3 separate regions of the Homo sapiens genome follow, and regions 2 and 3 are each linked to region 1. Evidence: chromatin contacts called from ENCODE Hi-C or POLR2A ChIA-PET data. All regions are on one chromosome and are shown on one strand. Each heading gives the region's core, a stretch centred on a gene start or an enhancer-like site at or near the end of the contact. The rest is flanking DNA. Distances are from core to core; before and after follow the strand shown.

The links. Hi-C counts contacts between places; a loop is a spot of excess contacts on that map. ChIA-PET counts read pairs that join two places held with the same protein, here RNA polymerase II (POLR2A). Pooled maps may share reads with other maps.
Region 2: a map of prostate gland shows a loop between it and region 1 (14-fold over the local background). The contact joins the promoter of ZNF800 here to the promoter of RBM28 in region 1. A Hi-C loop is called at or near these places in 8 of 168 maps with a recorded cell type or tissue (B cell, CD8-positive, alpha-beta T cell, ascending aorta and 3 more), 9 of 37 single-sample maps with no recorded cell type and 21 of 50 pooled maps. POLR2A ChIA-PET finds 5 or more read pairs at or near these places in 1 of 52 experiments (naive thymus-derived CD8-positive, alpha-beta T cell).
Region 3: a map of CD8-positive, alpha-beta T cell shows a loop between it and region 1 (4-fold over the local background). The contact joins the promoter of FLNC-AS1 here to the promoter of RBM28 in region 1. A Hi-C loop is called at or near these places in 2 of 168 maps with a recorded cell type or tissue (CD8-positive, alpha-beta T cell and naive thymus-derived CD4-positive, alpha-beta T cell) and 15 of 50 pooled maps. POLR2A ChIA-PET finds 5 or more read pairs at or near these places in 2 of 52 experiments (CD8-positive, alpha-beta memory T cell and T-cell).

What each region holds. Positions count from the first base shown.
Region 1 is chr7:128,341,948-128,346,509 of GRCh38, reverse strand. It overlaps RBM28 (RNA binding motif protein 28), which reads left to right and starts at 2,602. Exons shown (of 19, transcript NM_018077.3): 1 at 2,602-2,834. The coding sequence starts at 2,717. It also overlaps the pseudogene RNU7-27P. RefSeq lists an enhancer at 2,462-2,661.
Region 2 is chr7:127,390,621-127,395,182 of GRCh38, reverse strand. ZNF800 (zinc finger protein 800) reads left to right here and starts at 2,475. Exons shown (of 6, transcript NM_176814.5): 1 at 2,475-3,123; 2 at 3,568-3,686. The coding sequence starts at 3,626. RefSeq lists enhancers at 1,676-1,805, 2,546-2,675, 2,520-3,020 and silencers at 2,116-2,515, 2,916-3,315.
Region 3 is chr7:128,859,920-128,864,481 of GRCh38, reverse strand. It overlaps FLNC-AS1 (FLNC antisense RNA 1), which reads left to right and starts at 1,856. Exons shown (of 4, transcript NR_149055.1): 1 at 1,856-1,957. ATP6V1F (ATPase H+ transporting V1 subunit F) reads right to left here and starts at 1,626. Exons shown (of 2, transcript NM_004231.4): 1 at 1,420-1,626. The coding sequence starts at 1,577. RefSeq lists enhancers at 1,333-1,822, 1,903-2,012.

The DNA.
Region 1 (4,562 bases), core at 1,353-3,852:
CTTGATGGAGCTAATGTTGAAAAATAAAGTTTAGGCTGGGTATGGTGGCTCATGCCTGTTATCCCAGCACTTTGGGAGGCCGATGACGGCTGATCACTTGAGGTCAGGAGTTCAAGACCAGCCTGGCCAAGTTGGTGAAACTCTGTCTTTACTGAAAATACAAAAATTAGCCAGGCATGGTGGTGGGTGCCTGTAATCTCATCTACTCAGGAGGCTGAGGCAGGAGAATTGCTTGAACCTAGGAGGTGTAGGTTGCAGTGAACCGAGATCGCACCACTGCATTCCAGCCTGGGTGACAGAGCGAGACTCTGCTCAGAAAAAAAGAAAAATAAACTTGTATTTTATTTTCAGAAGTCTCGAACTCCTGAGTTCCAGTGATCTACCCATCTTGATCTCCCAAAGTGAGTTATATATTTTTTTGAGATGGAGTCTTCCTTTGTTGCCCAGGCTGGAGTGCAGTGGTGCAATCTCGGCTCACTGCAACCTCTGCCTCCTGAGTTCAAGCGATTCTCCTGCCTCAGCCTCCCGAGTAGCTGGGATTACAGGCATGTGCCACCATGCCCGGCTACTTTTTGTATTTTTAGTAGAGACGGGGTTTCACCATGTTGGCCAGGCTGGTCTCGAACCCTTGATCTGGTGATCCACCCACCTCGGCCTCCCAAAGTGCTGGGATCACGGCCGCTCCTGGCCGTGAGTTGTATTTTTAAAAAATAATCGTGAAGTTTTATTTTAAGCATAGATTACTTACTTCGAACTAGAGCTCCATAAATGTGATGTTTAGCGTCCCCCTAATCTCCACTCCCATCACTATCAACCAGTCGTCTAGCCATCCAAAATGTATTGAAAGTGAATGGGGCTTGAGGAGATCATGAAACTTAATTTTCACCATAGTGCCTTATAAAAGGTACTAAAACTGTAAAGTTTTTGAGTTTTCTATCTGCCATGTTACTATCATTTAAAAGTAATGATTTGGCTGGGCTCAGTGGCTCACGCCTATAATCCCAACACTTTGGGAGGCCGTAGTGGGAGGATTGGTTTATCCCAGGAGTTCAAGACTAGCCTGGGCAACACAGGGAGAACTGTCTGTACAAAAAAATAAATAAATTGGCCAGGCATGGTGGTACACACTTGTGGTCCTAGCTTCTCAGGAGGCTGAGGTGGCAGTATTGCTTGAGCCCAGGAGATCAAGGCTGCAGTGAGCCATGATGGTGCCACTGCACCCCAAGTTGGGTGACAGAGCAAGAGTCTGCTAAAAAAAAAATTATTTAAAAAATGGCCTTGGGTACTTTTTTTTGAGCTAGTTGTTCTGCAAGGTGTAGCTCTCTTGCACCTATTCAGGTCCTGAGCCCAGTGGCATGGCAAACACTCTCTGTGTTCCAGAACCAGGAGCACCCAGATTTCCTAGCCAATTAAGAGCTCTCAGCTTTGGGTCTGTCTGATGAGCTGACTTGAGACAAAGATCTTCTGTTTCTAGGAGGACATGGGTTCTAGGTCTCTGTGTATAAGTTGGATGTTATGTTTGCTTTGAGTGTGTTTGATGTGGTCCTGCAGTGTGTGTGCTGTGATTTATTTGTAAGAATTTTTGGACTAATAGTCTTCCCAGCCAGGTGTGGTGGTTCACACCTATAATCCTAGCACTTTAGGAGGCTAAGGGGGGCTAATTGAGCTCAGGAGTTTGAGACCAGCCTGGGCAACATGGTGAAACCCTGTCTCTGCAAAAAATACAAAAATTAGCCGGGTGTGGTGGTGCACCTGTAGTTCCAGCTACTCAGGAGGCTGAGGCAGGAGGACTGCTTGAACCTGGGAGGTCGAGGCTGCAGTAAGCCGAGATCGTGCCAGTGCACTCCGGCCTGGTTGATAAAGTGAGGCCCTGTCAAAAAAAAAAATCTGTTTCCACCATTAGACTGTAATCTCTATGAGGGCAGGGACCCTGTCATTTCTTTGCTCACCAGTTTTATCCCTAATGCTTGGCTCATAGTTAGAGCTCAGTATATATTTATTGAAATAATAATTGTGTACTATCTGTGTCTATGTGTATTTTAGTAGCTACAATTTGTTTGTGAGGCTGAGGTGACAGACAGCTGGTGTTCTCCGAAAATGAGAATCGTCCGAATGATGTATATGATATATCTATGTCTACGTGTTAGTGTTCCGGTTGTGTTTTATGCACGTAATCTGGGAATTTGTGGAGGCACTTCAGAAAATATCAAACACCCACAGTATATCAGATCCTGAGTTACGCCCGGGGCAAAAACGACTTCTTCTGCCTGTCCTGCTAACTTTGGGGAGGATCTGGAGGTGAGATTTTTAAACAGGGTAGAAATTATTTATTTTTATTTTGTATATTAAGAAAAAAAATTACTTTTTGGAGGCCTTCCGGCAAAAACCAGAAAGCCTGCTAGGCAAATTCTAAAAAAGCTGTAACACTAGGGTAGAAATTATTGATGCCAAGTTTACACAAAAGTGGCGAGGGCGATGCTAGGGCAGGGGGCGGAGCCCCGCTCCAGAAGCTACGCCCCGGGGCGCCATTATTTTTTCATTCCGGAACCTTTTATCCCCCTCCCGACCATGTTTTCCTCCGGTCTCTTTTGGGCAACGAGCACTTCCGGAATCTCTCGGCGTGTGAGCTTGGTTGTCCTACCAAAGCCAGCGTTTCGGCTCGCGTGCGCCGGCCTAGTTTGCTCGCGTCCTCACGCGCTTTGGGTTTCCCGGTCTCATGGCCGGCCTGACCTTATTTGTGGGCCGCCTCCCGCCCTCGGCCCGCAGTGAGCAGCTGGAGGAACTGTTCAGTCAGGTGGGGCCGGTGAAGCAGTGCTTCGTGGTGACTGAAAAAGGTAGGGGCGGGGCGGTCGAGGATAGGGCTGGGGTTTCCTGCGATCGAGGGCACCTTCCCAAACTTCAGGGAGCCGTATCATTCTTTACCCTCCCCGAAGAGAAGGGACAGGGAACTGAGTTTCTTTTCCAAACTGATTCTGCTTTAGATGCGTTCATAGGAGTCAGTTTATGAAGGGCAAAGCATTCCCTTACGTTTCTATAGCGCTTTCTGTTGATTATGCGCGCTAAAAATGAAAATAGTTAACTAGAGCATCAGTAAGACTTATTGAGAGTCACCTGATTGGCAGGTACAGTGATCAGTTTGATACAGGTTATCTCATTTAATTTTCTCAGCAATCTTACCGGATGGAGAGTCTTAATGTCATTTTACAGACAGGAATCCGGGATTTAGGGGAATTTAGTAACTTTAAGTTTGTACGGCTGTTAAGTAGTGGACCCCCGATTTGATCCTCAGACCTGGACATCTTAGCCAGGATGCTATCCACTTGTTCATTCATTTATTCAGCAAATACTTAATACCTACTGTGTGCCAGGAAGTGTTGTAGGTCCTGGGGATGCAGCAGTGCACAACACCAAACCAAAAAAATCTTTGATTTTATGTCTTCAAGGTGGGGAAGAGAGCCAATAAACGAGCCAATAAACAAGCCAACCGTGAAAATGATGTCAAATGCTAAGGAGAAAAATAAGCCAGGGAAAGGGGTTAGGAAGTCTATGTGCATGTGTATAGTGGGGAGAGGGGGTGAAGAGTGGCAATATAGATAGGGTGGCCAGAGAAGGACGGACTGAGGTGAGAGAGTGAACACATGCCTCTCCGGAGGAAGAACAATTCAGGAAGAGAAAACAGCAAGCTCAAAGGTACTGAAACAGAGGTGTTTTTGGTATATTGGAGGAGTAGTAAGGAGGACAGGGTGACTGGATTGAAGTGAGTAAAGGGAAGAGAATTAGGAGATGAGATCTAGAGTAGCAGATCATGTAAGATTTTTTTTTTTTTTTAAAGACTGCGTCTTGCTCTGTCGCCCAGGCGGGAGTGCAGTGCCACGATCTCCGCTCACTGCAACCTCTGCCTCCTGGTTCAACCCATTCTCCTGCCTCAGCCTCCCAAGTAGCTGGGATTACAGGCGAGTGTCACTACACCTGGCTAATTTTTGTATTTTTAGTAGAGACGGGGTTTCGCTATGTTGGCCAGGGTTGTCTGGAACTCGAGACCTCAGGTGATCCGCCCGCCTCATGTAGGATGTTATAGACCATTGCAAGGACTTTGGCTTTTACTCAGAGATAGGAAGCCACTGATTTTAAGCAGAGAGCAGTAAGTGTGATCTGGCATTCGTTTTGAAAGATTCTCTCTCTGGCTGGTGTGTTGCCAATAGACTGTTGGAGAATAGGACAAAAGCTTATGTACTTAAAATAGGGACCGAAAGTCCTGTACAGTAATGTTTATTAAACTGCAGATTATTACCTATTAGTGGGTCTTGAGTGGGTCATGACTAGAGTTTGTTTTGTTGTGTTTTAGAAACAGGGTCTTGCTCTGTCAACCCTGTTGACAGTTGGAGTGCAGTGGTGCGATCACAGCTCAATGTAACCTTAAACTCCTGGGCTCAAGCAATCCTCCTACTTCAGCCTCCCAAGTAGCTATGACTACAGACGTGCTTCACCATGCCTGGCCAATTTTTGAATATTTTTTGTAGAGACAGGGTCTCACTACGTTGTCCAGGCTGGTTTCAAATGAT
Region 2 (4,562 bases), core at 1,226-3,725, 950 kb after region 1:
TATTAACTCCTCAATACATGTCAAATAGTAGTACTGTTAATTATAGTAGGGAGTAATCTAGGTCCTGACCCCAAGTTCCTACTGACTAGCACATTACTTAATCTCTCTGGGTCTCAATTTTTATGATTCTTTCTTTTCTTTTTTCTTTCTTTCTTTCTTTTTTTTTTGAGACAGAGTCTTACTCTGTTGCCAGGCTAGAGTGCAGTGGCGTGATCTCGGCTCACTGCAACCTCCGCCTCCCAGGTTCAATTGGATTATTTCGTTTTTATACAGATATGTTTAATATTTGTTTTACCGACATGCACATTTCATCTTGACTCTAATTCTAATTTTTCAAAGATTGTCTAAACTTACTCTGTTAGCAAGCAATTTTGAGGACCCTCTGGTACTGACCACTTTGCATTCGAATATAAATAACACTACATTTGCTCACAAAACATACTTTTGTGTGTTTTTTTTTTTTTTTTTTTTTTTTTTTTTTTACTCACACCTGGTCAGCAAACAACTGATATATCTGAAGCAAAGCTTTTTCAGGGTTAGAACAATTTAGACTTGCATATTCATTTTTAAGCCTATGATAAATATGTTTATTACATAAAAGTAGGAAAAGATCCTCTGAAAATGCAGAAAATATTTTACCTCACATTTTACCACGCAGAGGTCTCCAGTGTAGATATTTGCATGTTTCTTTCAGTCTTTTTTCACTGCATTTTTTGGAGTGACATTGAGCTTTATTAGTGTATACCATTTTCATATTATTACAGCCTTCTTACTGCGTTTCAAAATTTTTCTGCTTATTAAAGTTTTATATACTTAATTTACAAATTTTGCAAAGTATACAAAAGAATAAAATAAAAATCATTCATAATTGCACTGTTACAGCCCACTGTTAAAATATCACATTTCAAAATACTTCTTTTTTGTTGCTTAAGCATATTCCATACAACTAAATTTTATATAAAATGTGATTTTTATTGGCTGCATAACAAACACTATCACAGAAGTATCATAACTTATTTTACATTAATTTATAAACTGTGGCATTTCATATTTTAGTTTCACGTTGGGTGATGCCTCTTAACTATGGGACAGATATATATGATCATACCACTTATGTGACTAGTTAAAGATCACGTTTCTATCCCTTTCTTGTCATCCCCTAGAATCAAGCTGCTGCAATCCCCGGAGACCTAATGCAAACGCTTCACCTCCTGGACCCAAGCCATCCCGCCCCCCGCCCCCGCCTCTCCCGTAGCTGGGACCACAGGCACGCGCCATCCTGCCCGGCTAATTTTTTTTTATTTGGTTGAGAGGGCGTTTTGCCATGTTGCCAGGCTGGTCTCTAACTCCTGGGCTTAAGCGATCCTCCCGCTTTGACCTCCCGAAGTGCTGGGATTACAAACACCAGCCACTGCGCCTGGCCCAACATTTTTAAAGTAACAAATGTATCAATTTACAAACTTTCCTTTGGATTTTGAAAACTGAACTTTTTCTCTTCTAAACAAAGTCTATCTACTGAACTTCAGTTTTTTCAGGACCCCGCACAATGGCAGCTTAAGTTGGACCAACTGGAAAGGTTTTCAGTGGATCTTGGGGAGGATCGGAGACAAGGCGAATGGGCTTTATTCTCTTAAAATTTCCTGACGGGCGGTGGACACATATTTGCTTGATGTCACCAAGAGCAAGAATTACGTTCCAGGAGCTGGGAGGAAACAACGGAGGCGGCTCTCTCGCCCCCAAGAAGCGGCCCTTGGTTGGCAGAATTTGACAGATGACTGGGATCTTCGAGGATTTTCCAAGCAGGATCGGGGCGCAGAAGAGGAGGGAAAGTGCGTGAGCCCACGTGACCCAACTCCACTTTCAAGTTTGAGAAGCGGAGCTGCCAGGATAAATACCCATCTGCTACCAATAGATGCTTTCCCTCCCTTGGGCCTGATAAAAGAATCCCCAAGTTCCGGGAGGCATGCTTCGAAAATTGTTGGCAGGAAAAAAATGTTCAACTTTTGCCATTTAGCAATGCACTGACAGCCTTTTGGGGATCATCACTACTTATGGCTCATACATCTGCCCACCGCTTCCTAAGTCCTCTCCCAACCCTCCCCGAGTTTCAGTTCCACTGAACAGAGAACAGCGAGAGCAACAGTTTGGTGGCCGAGCAGCCCGTCTCCGTGGGCGCGCACGCCGCATCGCGGGCCTCACACCTCACTTTGGGCTTCGGCTCTCGGTCGGCCCGAGACTCCGGCCGCGGCCCTGGTGTCCCCCGCCCCGGTTCCCTCCCCTCGGACACGGCCCTCGCGCCGGCGGCCCCGGTCCCCTCCCCACCGGCCGCGGCGGGCACAGCGCGTCGCCTACCCACAGGCGGGGGCGCCGGCCGGGCGCATGCGCGCGGCGCTCCCGGGCGTGCCGGCCACACTCCCCCCACCCACTCGGTGAGCTTGTCACTTCCTGCCCTCGCCCCATCTCCGTCCGGGGTCAGTCAGTCGCTCCCTGTCGCTGCCGGAGAGTCTCTGCTTCCCCCTTCCTACGCGCTCCGCGGCGGTAGCTCGGGCTCTCCGGAGGAGGGGGCGACAGAGTAAAAGAGAGGCTGACTTAATAAAGTTTCCTGAAACAACAACTACCACCGAAAAGGCCCAAGGTTGGGGGAGACCCCCATTTTTCTCCGCCCCTCTCCTAAAGCCTGAGGGACCGTTGCAGGTGGAGCGGCGCTGGTGGGACCCGGGTTGCGGCGGCAGCCGTTGCCCCGGCGAGGGAAGCCTCAGGTCCTGCCCGCTCCGGTTCCGGCTCCTTCGGTGGTGGCGGCGGCAGCTGCTGCCGGGCGGTTCCTCCTGTCAACTGCCTCCGCCCGCGCGCCTCCCGCCTAGCCACACAGCGCGGAGGACGCCGTGAGCCGCCGCCGCAGTCGTCTCGGCCCGCGGAGGGACGTGGTGAGCTGTGGCGCTTCCGCGTCAGCGCCGGCGGGGACTCTTTGGGAGCGCGTCGGGCCCGAGTCCGGGTTCCCCCGCGTGGTCAGCGGAGGCTGCGCCAGGTGGGGCCCGCAGCCGCCTCCCACGCCAGGCTGTCCCCGCGGCCGCCCGGCCTGCCTTCCTTCCTTCCGCCCGCCCGCCGGCCCGCCCTAAGAGTTGAGTAAGTTGGGCGCACTTGGTTGTGGGGACGGGGTCTCCGCCAGGGAGACCCCAACGCACGTGCGTAGCGGGAGGGCGCGGCGTGGGCCAGCAGCCGGCGGGAGCGGCACCTCCGTAGTCCCGGAGCCCGGCGGTGCCCGCCGCGCTCTGCGCTCCGTTTCCGCGCGCCCGCCCGGGACGGCGAGGCCGCAGCCGCCCGCGCTGCCGGCCAGGCCTTCGCCCTGCGCTGCGCACCCGAGGCTGCGTTTCCGGGTAGGGCGATGAACCTGTGTGGGGAGTTTGGGCTGCAGGAGGGTTTGTGCGTCTTTCTGTTTTCTTTTCGAGAGGGAGGTGCGGGTCCGTGGAGGGAAAGCGGAGAGCTGATGATGGGAACGTATCTGGAAAATGCAGCCAGTGCCCCCCAGGAAGTTCAGGGCGAGTGACGGGTTTGTGCTTCTTTCAACAGCCACGCCGCAATGAAGAGCTTCTTACAGTGAAAGCAAAGTAGGTCGAGTCCACTGAAAATGCCTTTAAGGGACAAATACTGTCAGACTGACCACCATCATCACGGATGCTGTGAACCAGGTAGACCCCTCTTCGTCCGCAGTTGCTTTGCCCTCCATCAGAGCCACTCTGCCTTCTCTTTTTTTCTAGCTTTTTTTCCTCCTGCCCCAGTAGTCATTCTTAAGCAGGCTATGATATTCCCTAGCATAAGCCAGTTATGAAGCTAAAAGCTTGTACAAACAAGAGGTCTCCCCTGCTTGATCCCTTAAAAAAAAGTACTGCAAGTGTCACCTTAAATCATTTCCACAAGATCAGTCGCTCAGTCTTTTTTCTTTCTTTTTCAAGGCATCCTGCAGTTAATATACTCCTATGGTCTGTAAATGTTTAAAATTGAAGAGAAAGGAAAACATAGAATACTAGATTTGTTGTCGTGAAATTGTTTCACTGAAACTTTAAAAATTAAAAGTTTCTTAGGCATTTTAATCAGCAAGTAGTTCTGAAAGTCTAAAAGTGAGTTTAGTTTGGGTTTTAAAAGTTTGTTGAACTCATTGGGAGAATCAGGTTTTGCTAAGCGCAACCTTTAAAAAAATATCTTGGGCAGAACATATTATATTGCGAAATAAAAGAGAAATCTCTTTTTTTATTTAGGTAGAATACATAATTATTTCCAGGGTATTTTATGGAATGAAACTTGCTTTAGTTGAATTTATCATATGAAAAAGTTTTTCGGAGTCTCATGAAGAATACTAGCAAACTTTAATTTGATAAACTTGATATACTGTTGACAGTTCTACTTAGAACTTTGATATGCTTTGTGACAATCATTAAAAGGTATAACTTAAAAGGGAATCATTGAATGCATACCATCACTAAATCAAATAAAGGCTAGGCTATTCTAGTTTAAAGGCGGATGTTTATCATTATTTTTGACCTAAAAGTTATTAGATTTTTAATACA
Region 3 (4,562 bases), core at 607-3,106, 520 kb before region 1:
ATGAACTAAGATCACAAGCTAGGAAGAGGACACCTTGATGAAGGAATCACACTTTCTGCACAAAAAGAACCTGGCCTTGTGCTCCTTCTCTCCTGTGGTCACCCACCCATTCATTTGTTTATTTTATTTTTATTTTTTTGAGACAGGGTCTCCCTCTGTCACCCAGGCTGGAGTGCAGTGGTGGATCTCGGCTCACTGCAGTCTCCACCTCCCAGGTTCAAACAATTCTCCTTCCTCAGCCTCCTGATTTCTTGGGATTACAGGCACCCGCCACCACGCCTGGCTAATTTTTGTATTTTTAGTAGAAATGGGGTTTCACCATATTGGTCAGGCTAGTCTCAAACTCCCGAGCTCAGGTGATCCACCCGCCTCGGCCTCCAAAACTGTTGGGATTACAGGCGTGAGCCACTGCACCCAGACTCATTCGTTTATTTACTGATTAAAAATTACTTACTGAGCACCCACCCCCTGCCAGTCACTGGGTTAGATTTGATCTCTGAGGTCCCTTTTGGTTGGAAACATAAAAAATTCTTGAAGTAAAATTTGTCCTTCTCCCATGATAACTTGGGTCACTTTACCAGACAGCTTAGAGAATGGCAGATAACAGCCTCCCAGGTCAGGGACTACCTAATACACCAGGCAGCAGGAACCAGTCTCAGCCAGCAGCCCTGGGCTGGACTGTTTGGGGGAAACAGGTGAGTGGTTTATTCCTGAGACTTGGTACAGGGGCCCTGGAGAAGGGGTGAGGAATAAAATAGGAGGCTGGTATCCTTAATTCCAGTCACCAGGACCCCTGGTGGATTAAAAGCATGCCTGCACCCACACTCTGACCTAAGGCAGGCAGTGAGGGCTTGAGTGCAAGGTCTTAGCAGAAGGCTCTCACAGTCCCGACATTTCTGCCTACTGTGCTCAAGACTACAAGGAAATTCCGAGGCCGCCTGAGGAGACCTGCCAAGAGTGTGTACCTGGCTTACCGGAGGCAGAAAGGGTTGAGATTGGGTTCAAATTCTAGCTCTGCCTCTGCCGACTCGTAACTTTAGTGTGTGCCTTACCCTCTCCGAGCTTTAGTTTTCTCACCTGTGAGTAGGACAAAAATCATCCCTGCCTTACGGGACGATGGTGAGCCTCTAAAGGAGGAGAAAGCAGAACAAAGTCCAAGCCCACTGTCTAGGCTGTCACGAGCTCTGTTCCCCTTCTTTCATGACACACGATCATGTGAGGTGGGGGGGCTCGTGGACCTGATACAGCTTCTGTCCCACCGAGCCCCAAACGGGGACTTGGGGCGCGGAGGCCTCCGCTCCGGAAGGGCGGAAGGACTTTCAGGATCGTCCCCTCACCCCCGTCCGGGCAGCCTCCAGCCTCGCCCCGCACTCCACCGAGCAGCAGAAGGGCCCGTTCAGGCCTCGCGCGGTACCGTACCGGAAAGTGTCTTCGATCTCATTGATGGTTGTATCCTTCTCCACCACCAGGAAATTGGGATGGCGGTTCTTGTTAAGCTCCCCTATGCCGCCCAGCAGGAAACCAGTCACCGTGTCCTCGTCTCCGATCACTGCGATGAGCTTACCCCTCCCCGCCATCCCTGCAGCCGGGCAGAGCTCACCCTAGAGCACCAGAAGCCACTGAAACCCCGCCTCCGCCGTACGGCGCCCCGTCGGCCTCAACCCCCACCCTTCGAGCATGCGCAGTCCTCCCAGCCGCATTCCGGGACATGCGCATTAACAGCAACACGGCCTCCATGTGAATACGCCTGCGCCGTAAAGACAGGCCCGAACCAGGGGACTACGATTCCCAGAAGACCGCGCGGCACCACGTCCTTCGCGGGCATTCATTCGTTCATTCACTCGTTCCTTGGTTCATTCGTTCAACAAGCGCTTTGGACCTGACGCTGTTAGACGCCGAGACCCCAGAGAAGAGACGCAGTTACTCATCTCAAGGGCAGGGTCTGGGTCTTTATCGTGTATGTATGTGTGTAACTATGACACATAGTTAACAAGTAACACACGTTTGTTCAGTTAAAGGAATGCAAAAGTTAATGATGATACTGCCTAGTGAGGTGGAAAGTCAAGGGAACAGGCGACTACAAAGCTGTGTGTTAATGGTTAGAATGTGAAAAGTATATGGAAGCACACATCCATGGTAACTAACCCATGGAGAGAGGGGGCGTCCAAAGAACCCTTCCCCAAGAAGCTTGCTTCAGATCTAAGCTGAGACCTGAAGGACCTGCAGGATGAAGGGGATAGAAGTGAGGACAAGACGGTGTTCTAGGCAGAGGAACAGCATGTGCAAAGGCGTACTGACTAGAGAGCGTAGGGCCTTCAAGGAAAGTTAAATAATTGGTAAGGCCAGGCATGGTGGCTCACGCCACACCTGTAATCCCAGCACTTTGGGAGGCTGAGGCAGGTGGATCACCTGAGGTCAGGAGTTTGAGACCAGCCTGGCCAACATGGCGAAAACCCGTCTCTACTAAAAACACAAAAAATTAGCCGGGCGTGGTTGTGGGCGCCTGTAGTCCCAGCTACTCGAGAGGCTGAGGCAGGAGAATTGCTTCAACCCGGGAAGCGGAGGTTGCAGTGAGCCGAGATTGTGCCATTGCACTCCAGCCTGGGTGACAGAGCGAGACTCTGTCTCAAAAAAAAAAAAAAAAAAAAAAAAAAAAAATTAGCCAGGCGTGGTGGTGCACACTTATAGTTCCAGGTACTCGAGAAGCTGAGGCAGCAGGGCTTACTCAGGAGTTCAAGGTTACAGTGAGCTATGATCACGGCACTGCACTTAAACCTGAGCAGCAGAGCGAGACCCTGTCTAAAAAAAAAAAAAAAGGATCTGCAGGCTGGGCGCGGTGGCTCACGCCTGTAATCCCAGCACTTTGGGAGGCTGAGGCGGGTAGATCACCTGAAGTCAGGAGTTTGAGACCAGTCTGGCCAACATGGTGAAATCCCATCTCCACTAAAAATACAAAAAAAATTAGCCCAGTGAGGTGGTGTGTGCCTGTAGTCCCAGCTACTCGGGAGGCTGAGGCAGGACAATTGCTTGAACCCGGGCAAGGGAGGTTGCAGTGAGCTGAGATGGCGCCACTGCACTCCAGCCTAGGTGACAGAGTGAGACTCTGTCTAAAAAAAAAAAAAAAAAAAAAAAAAGATCTGGAAGTTATCCTGAGGACAGTTATCCTGAAGCTGCTGAGGGATTTCAAGTAAGAGAGTGCTATCGCCAAACTTACGTTTTAGAGCTGTCACTCACTGTTGACTGTGCTGTGTGCAGAGGCGAAACTGAGGGAGGAGAAACCAAATTGGGAGGCCACTGTGAGAGATAATGGTGGCCAGGACTCAGGTGGTGATAATGGGAAACGCAGAGAAGTAGGTAGAGCCGAGAGATATTTAGATATTTAGGACAAAACTGGTTTCAGAGTGGATGTGTTTGGGGAGTGAGGTAGAGAGAGAGACCTGGGTGATTTCCAGGTTTCTGGCCTGTGCAGCACATGGATGGGAGTAACATTGCCAAGAAAGTGACCTCTGTAAGATGAGCAGGCTGAAGGGGAAGGAGCCACTCTTTCCTCCTCCCTTTTAACAAATCAGCACTCCCGGTGTCTGGCATGGGGTTTGTGAGTTTGGAGTGCTTGAGACGTGCCCGTGGTCTGGTCTAGCGATTGTATGTGTGATAAGCTTGGGATTCGGGCACACCTGGGTTTCAATCTGTGCCCCACTACTTAAAGGTACGGTTTCAGACTCATCACTGAAATTCCCAGGGCCTTGGTTTCTTCAGATGGTAGTAGCCCCACCTCATAGGGCTGTTATGAGGATTAATGAGGAAGGGCCTGTAAGGCTCAGCACCCAGGGCCACACTGTGGCTGGCTGGAAGCAGGCAGGCTGGAGGTCTGTGAGCTTATCAGCCACACACAGGTGGAGGCAGCCGAAGCTGAGGGGGAAATTAGCACATCTAGGGGTGAGGGTGAGGGTGAGGGGGGCAGAGAGTGAGGATGGGTGTGTGGGAGGGTGTGAGGGAAGAGGGAGGAAGCACAGAGCCTGGTGAGAGAGGTGGGGAGGTCAGGGATTAGGAGTTGGGGACTCGTGGGTTTTTCTGCCAAGCCCACCACCATGTGCTGAAATGCCCAGGTGGGTCTAGATTGTGGGATCAGTTGAATGAAAGACTTCTTTTCCCTGCTGCAGCTACTCAGCTGCTCATTTATTCATTCATACCCATTCACTCACTCATTCACACCCAGGGCCAGGGAGCTCCATCTGGTGGGGAGCCGTGGATACATGGCCACAGCTCAGGGTCGTAACTGCAACTAGAGATGTGTCCCAGGGCAGTTTGGGAGCTGGGGGCACTGATCCAGGAGGGGTAGGGAGGGGTCCAGGAAAACTTCCTGTTGGCCAGGAAGATGAAGAGGGTGGGGAGGCAAAGGTGTTTCCGGGCAAGGGCCCAAATTACAGCATGGGTGCCCAGAGGTAATGAAGGGGGGTTGGAGGTGGAGGGCACAATGGAGAGTGGGCCTGCTGCCCAACTCATATGGCTGGGGAGGCTGCTGTCTGAACCTGGGTGGCCCTGGAGACCTTGTCAGGAAGAGG